2 separate regions of the Homo sapiens genome follow, and region 2 is linked to region 1. The links are chromatin contacts, found by Hi-C in ENCODE. All regions are on one chromosome and are shown on one strand. Each heading gives the region's core, a stretch centred on a gene start or an enhancer-like site at or near the end of the contact. The rest is flanking DNA. Distances are from core to core; before and after follow the strand shown.

Region 1 (3,605 bases), core at 313-2,812:
ACCACCCTCAGATTAAAACTCTCATTTCCCTGTTACCCTTGAGTGGGAACTGATGGGCACCTCTGTTTCACATTTCTGCCTGGGGTCTCTCAGAGCTGACAGTACTGAGGATTGTGTGGCTCCCACTAATATGGGGTGGGAGCCCCCTGCAGTCGTCAGAGTTCTTATCATAACATCTGGCACAACCTGGAAACCCTCCCTCTGCTGACCTCAAGCTGCCTTTTTTTTTTTTTTTTTTAAGAGACGGAGTCTCGCCCTTTCGCCTAGGCCGGACTGCAGTGGCTCTATCTCGGCTCACTGCAAACTCCGCCTCCCAGGTTCACACCATTCTCCTGCCTCAGCCTCCCGAGTAGCTGGGATTACAGGCGCCCGCCACCGCTCCCCGCTAATTTTTTTTTTGGTATTTTTAGTAGAGACAGGGTTTCACCGTGTTAGCCAGGATGGTCTCGATCTCCTGACCTCGTGATCCGCCTGTCTCGGCCTCCCAAAGTGCTGGGATTACAGGCGTGAGCCACCGCGCCCGGCCAGGCTGCCCTCTTTAATGGGGTCGTTCACTTCTCTGAGATGTCTTGGGGAGAGTGAGTACAACTCAACATGCCATGCTCAGGTCTCCCTGGTCTGACAACAAGAGTGGGCTCTATATGGCACTTCTTTCTGGTTGGAGTCCCCTCCTCATCACTCAGTGTCACATCCTTGCTTCCTGTTAGAGACTGGGCCTCTCTGTCGCATTAGACCTACCCCATTACACCAAGACCCTCACCTCCCTGAGACCACCTCCAGAGGAAACTAGAGAGCATCTCAGCTTGCTAGCTTTGCCCTGACCTTCCTATTGCTGGCAGCAGATGTGGGTCTTGGATGTAGCCCTCAACTTCTTTAGTCCCGGGAGAGGAAGTCAGGTTGCTCTGCATTTGTCATGTCAGCCTGGGACCATCTAAAACCCAGTGTCACCTCGGCCTGGGAACTGCCCAGCATGACTCCTCTTTTGGGTAGAGGTCCGCTCATTAATACTCAGAGTCCTCACCTTAACCCCAGTTAGGTTTTAGGTTGATGCCATATGAGCAGAAGCAGGGCTGCTTCCTAGGTTCAAGGCCCTCCCCTCCCTGAGACTTTCCAGGCACAGCTTTGCTGGGGCCTCCCAGAGCCGTCTTCAGGGACGAGACTTAGTGAGGCCACCTTTGTTAAGGGTAGGAGATGTTCTCTTCAGTCCACATTTAGGGCCCTCAAATTGATTTCAGTTAGGGCCTACACCCACCCTACGTGCAGAATGAGGCCTATTCCCTGCGTCCAAACCTCCTTCCCCCGCGACTGCCCCTCCCCCCACCCTTCCCCTGCCCTGGAACTTTCCAGGTGGAACATTGCCGGACGGCTTTACCGGAGCCTCTCAGGACCAAATGCAGAAGCGGGACTTAGTGGGGCCCTCTTTGTTACAGGTGGGGGTGGTCTCTTCAGTTTACACTCAGGGTCCTCACCTTGACTGCCGACCAGTCCTGAGAATTCACCCCTGGCTGACCAGACGCCGCACCCCCTACACTCGCTCGGGTCCTCGCCTCCAAAGCGGAAGTCAGGATGAGCCACATCCGCTCGGGTCTTTTTTTTCAAAGCGGAAGTCAGGATGACTCACATCCGGCAGCCCGTGGCGTCTGAGGGCTGACGGCTGGACGCTACCGGACGTCACTGTTCTAGCGTTGCTGGTCCCTTCGTCTCCACTAGGGGTCCTCACCTCAGTATCTAGCAGCCTGGGACGAATATGCGTGCTGACCCAAATCCGCCAGCCTCCAAACAATACCCCCACCTCCCTCAGCCCCCACTGTGGAAATCTAAGCGTGCCAAACAGGCCACCCCTGCCTGGGCCTCACAGGCCTGACAGCAGCGGCAGGGCTCTGTGAATGTGCCTTTTTTGGGGAGAGGTCTTCTCATCCGCCCTCAGAGTCCTCACCTTGATTCCCGTGAAAGCCAAGACTCTCTCTCTGCACAACTGGGGTCACCCTCTTCAGACAAAGGCCCTTCCTTCCCCGAGACTATACAGGTGGAATGAAGGGGATTCAGAGATACTTATTTTGGGGCCTCTCGGTGCTAACAATGGCGAGGGGCTCTGTTTGGCCCCCTCTGCTGGTGTTGCAAGGGGGAGAGCCCCCTCGTAACACTTAGGATCCTCACCTTGATTCCTGTTAGGGCGTGGGTTTTGTCTCTTTGACCTAGGGCCATTTCCACTAGTCCAAGGTCTTCACCTCTGTGAAACACACGAGGCATATTGATGGGATTTCTCCACCTCATAATTCTCTTCTGGGCTCCCCAAGGGTGACAGCATTGGTGGAATTTGTGGGCTCCTCTGTTCTGGGGTGGGTGGTTTTGAAACTGCCCCTATGAACTGTATAAAATTAATCAGGGAAGAGGGAAGGGAGATAAATGAAGATACGCCAAGCTTGCAGAACATTCAGCATTAATCATGAAGTCAGCTGCTCTCTGACCTGCTTCCTCATAGTAGTTTGGTGCCTATTATCCCAGAATCATGTAGATCCTGTTACTAGATTATAGTTGCCCTTAATTGCTCTATAGATAACAATTTTAACATAATGAAACTTTTTTTCTTTGAGATATTCCTTAAGGTCCTGCATACTGATGATTCTAATGACTCAGCTGGTCTGAAGGACCCCACTGATGCCAGCTGCTCTAAAGGACCCTACTGACATCAGCTGGTCCAAAAGACCCCACAGGAGCTGACTAAAAAAAAAAAAACGCAGTTTCCACATTCTGATGATTTCATCCCCTTTACCCCAACGAATCAACAACCTCAGTTCTCCAGCCCCTCGCCCTCCATGATCTCCTTGCAAATCCCAGCCCAGAACTCCTTGGGGAGATGAATTTGAGAGTCTCTTCTCATCTCCTCACTTGGCACCCTGCAATCATTAAACTCTTTGCTGCAAACTTTGCTGTTTTATTATAGTGGGTCTGTTACTTTGCAGCTGACACAGAAACTCGTTGGTCCTATAACAGTTCTCTTATTTCTCTTCAGGGTCCTCACCATGACACCTGGCCAGTCTTGGGGCACTCCATCCTCCACTGACCTGAGGCTGTTCCCATCAGATCAAGGTACTCACCCTCTGCCGACCTCTGAACTGGAAGTTGTGGTGAGCTACATTTAGCCAGGGCTGTTCTGGACTTTGAAGGGCTGACAGCCTGAGCTGGACTTTTTGGGACCCCACAGTTCTGGCTGGGTCCTTCCATCATCTTCATTCAGGGTCCTCACGTTCATATCTATCAGAGGCTGAACTGCATCTACTGACATGAAGTTGACCTTCTTAGGCCATGTCCATGAGAGGTCTGAAGATTAAATGAGTGGATGCTCAGCCTGACAGTTCTGTCTCGAGCTCTCTAGGTCTGAGAGCAGATGAGAGTCAGTCTATGCATAACCTCATATATTCTGAGATATTGGTTTCCCATGTCCTCTGAACTGGGGATCATCTTTCATTAAAGGCTTTCTGGGAAATGTCACATCCCTGCAAACATGACCAGTTTTTCTACTGCAAACCTTGCAGAGAAGGAGCCGTGTTCCGGGAGTGATGTGAGATAGGGAAGCTGAAGCACAAGGCAGAAGCTCCAGGACA
Region 2 (3,185 bases), core at 607-3,106, 68 kb before region 1:
CCATAAAGTAAAGGAGAAATTCTCTTAGCTAAGGTCTACTTATCAACTCCTGATTACATGAAACCCTGCGTTCTCTCTGTTAAACACTTGAACTGTCTCCCAGCATAGATTGAACAATGCCTGTCTAGAATGCCCTACTTTTCTTAGCTCAGACTGGTTGAGTTATATGTTTACCAAGAATCTACTGTGTTAAATAACAATTTTATTTAAGCCTATTTTGTTATTGTAATTTTATACTTTAGGTAAATATTACACATACAAAATGAGTACCAATATAAAGTGTTCTTTACATTAAAATTAAATACTTTTAAATGCCCAAGGTGAGTTGCACAAATATAAATTGCTGCTAAATTAGACGTGAACAAGAGAACTGTGAAAGTTGGAAAAAGTCATAAAAATATAAAAAAATTATGCACTCCAATTGCTCTCTAAATATGTGCAATTTCTCATTCCTTTTTGTAGAGACTAGCATGACGGATGTATGTTTCTGCAAGAAAAGTGATTGGGAAATTCAATCAGTAGACCTGGACCGGGGAATTTTTCCCAGATAGAGATTCAGGGTCTAATCAAGAAATGTCTTGTACCTCAGCAGGATTTCATAATTGCCACAGATCGGTGGCTGCTAGGGGTTTTTCATTTTTCTCTATTCTAAATAAAAGTTTTTATGACATTTATTCTGCCCCTGATTTATCATTACATAACCAAAGTGTATCTGGATCATATGGAGAAGAGTGCACATCACTCAGAAGTCCTGGATGTTCACCTGGATGAAGTGAGTGAAATAGACTTTCAGTTGCTTGAGGAGGGAAGTGAATGTGTTCCATATGAGGGAAGAAAAATGAATATATAGTGGCAGAAGAACAAATTCCAAAGAGACTGTCTATCTCTTTACAAATTAGGGCCTTCTTCTTCCCAGACACATAAATAGGATATATCACTGAGCATAACTTCTTACCTTGTAGTTGGTGCTCTATTGGATATACAATGGAGTTCTAGACAATGAGATATGAACAGAAGTGATATGTTCTATTTTCAAGCTAATACATACAGACCATATACTTGATATCCTCCATGTTTTTCCTCTTCCTGCTGGCTTGATGCAGATAAGCATGGGTGTCTTGGAAGCCACTTGTTTAAGAGGGATTGTAATCAGTCCTGGATGTAGACACATACAGCATGAGAATTCTTAGAAGTTTTGGATTAACTTCCATATGTTGTAGGGAGGAATCTTACTCTTTAAGCTCAGATATTCAAGAAATATTCACTTTTTGTCCCGCTTGAATAAAATTAAGCCAGAATTTAAACCCAAGCTTCAGCCCACCAGGCTGGCGGGAAATGCAATTTCAGCCTTTATTAAGGCTTGGTCAGAGTCTCTTCAGGTCAGATAGTTTCACTGTTTCTAAGACATGTTTGTGACTCACTTGGTGAGTCTGGGAGCCCCTGTCCAGATTCCCTGAGCTCATCACAAGCCATCCCTCTGAAGGTTGTCATCTCCTTGGAGGACAGCCTCTGAACTATATATAGGTTCCCTTACTCTCACCAGGACCCTCAACCTGTGGTCCTTTTCCAACCTCAGCCCCAAATTTTAATCTCTTTCTTTTTCTTCCCTTCTCTGCTTCAAAATCTATCTCCCTCTATCCCCATGTGAACTGTGGAACAGGCAAAATGATCATTTAATAGATTGAGATTTTACAAAGGACAGGGAGAGCCAATGACCTTAGCCATTCTATCTCTCTGTGTTTTGTAAAAATCCATGAGTCACAGTGACAAAGGCTGACCAACAATTTGAAATGACAAAGGAGAAAAATATTGCTGAAAACATGACTCATACAAATGAATCATCATGGCACAGCAACATAAAACTCTGGAGTCTTTACTCAAGGGGTTGCTAGGGCTAGTTTTCGTGGTCACACTTCAGCTAATGCTCATTAAGTGATCATGTGGAATATTGACCATTAATGTATAAATGTTTTCATTAACCCAAAACTGATATGTAGTGACTATTCATATGAATTGAATGCAATTCTGGACATTAACTTAAACAAACAATCGATCTAGGTTTTTGGATGTTTAATCAAATATTGACAAATTTTCTGAAGGATATCGATGACTAAACTTTGTGTAAGAACTCTGTGAGGCCTATAGAAAAAAATTTGAATGACATATGAAAAGAGAAACCAATAAGCTATGAGCTCAAAATAAACACTATGGAAGCAGAGATAGGCAAAAAGCACTAAAGATTAAAAAATAGGAATTAAGCAAAATAAGAGGAAAGCATCCAGCAAATACCAATAGTCAATGAGCCATAATAATTACAGACAAGCATATGGTGAGTATGTGAGCGAAAACTGGGAGCACTGAGATGTACAATTTTGAAGACAGGAATTAAGCTTGACGAATAAATATTTAGAATGGTGTAATGACAGAAAAGGGTTAACTTCATTCAATCTCTGAGATACCTGCTCTGCAATGAGAGCTGCTGCCTGTGAGACACAAGAAGCAAAACTCCACAAAGAAAATAAACGATTGTACAATTCAGCAATGGCACTGGTCTCACTGAGCCCCTAGGATCAGATCTCTGTCAGGAAATGGTTCCTAGTGCTTTGAATACTCAGAATAAATGTGTTCCTGTTTTATGAAGAATTTTAAAAACATGCTGAGCTGATACATGTTGAGGTAGAACATCTAGGTTTTCATACACAGGCATACCTAAGAGATATTGCAAGTTTGGTTCCAGACCACTGCAATAAAGTCAATATTGCAGTAAGGTGAGTCACACAGATTTTTTTATTTCCTACTGGATTTTAAAATTGTACTTACTGTTGTTTATTAAGTGTGCATTGTGTCTCAAAAACAACATGCACACCTTGCTTAAAAAATGCTTTATTGCTAAAAATGCTAATGAAGATCTGAACCTTCAGTGAGTCTTCATCTTTTTGCTGGTGGAGGGTCTTGCCTTCATGTGGATGACTTCTGACTGATCAGGGTACTGATTGCTGAAGGTTGGGGTGGCTGTGGCGATTGCTTAAAATTTCTTAGAATAAGGCAACAATAAAGTTTACAGAATTGATTGACACTTCCTTTCATCAAATATTTCACTGAAGCATACAGTGCTGTTTCATAGTATTTTACCCCAGTAAAACTTCTGTCAAAATTGGAGTCAATCTTCTCAAACCCCGCTGCTG

The links. A loop is a pair of places that touch in the nucleus more often than their neighbours do.
Region 2: a loop to region 1 is called in a map of K562, with 4 times the contacts of the local background. The contact joins the enhancer-like site here to the promoter of MAGEB2 in region 1. A Hi-C loop is called at or near these places in 2 of 168 maps with a recorded cell type or tissue (A673 and K562).

Annotation. Positions count from the first base shown.
Region 1 is chrX:30,213,520-30,217,124 of GRCh38, reverse strand. It overlaps MAGEB2 (MAGE family member B2), which reads right to left and starts at 1,562. Exons shown (of 2, transcript NM_002364.5): 1 at 1,470-1,562. It overlaps LOC107985632 (a long non-coding RNA gene), which reads left to right and starts at 1,605. Exons shown (of 3, transcript XR_001755983.2): 1 at 1,605-2,026; 2 at 3,014-3,090. RefSeq lists an enhancer at 1,179-2,378.
Region 2 is chrX:30,282,267-30,285,451 of GRCh38, reverse strand. No RefSeq gene overlaps it. Among named protein-coding and RNA genes, the nearest start is that of NR0B1, 26 kb to the left of the region's middle. RefSeq lists cis regulatory regions at 1,049-1,195, 1,286-2,026, an enhancer at 1,176-2,375 and a silencer at 3,059-3,160. Within about 2 kb of position 1,856, at least 6 of the 41 ENCODE cell types and tissues checked have a DNase peak (open chromatin) inside an H3K27ac peak, as active enhancers do.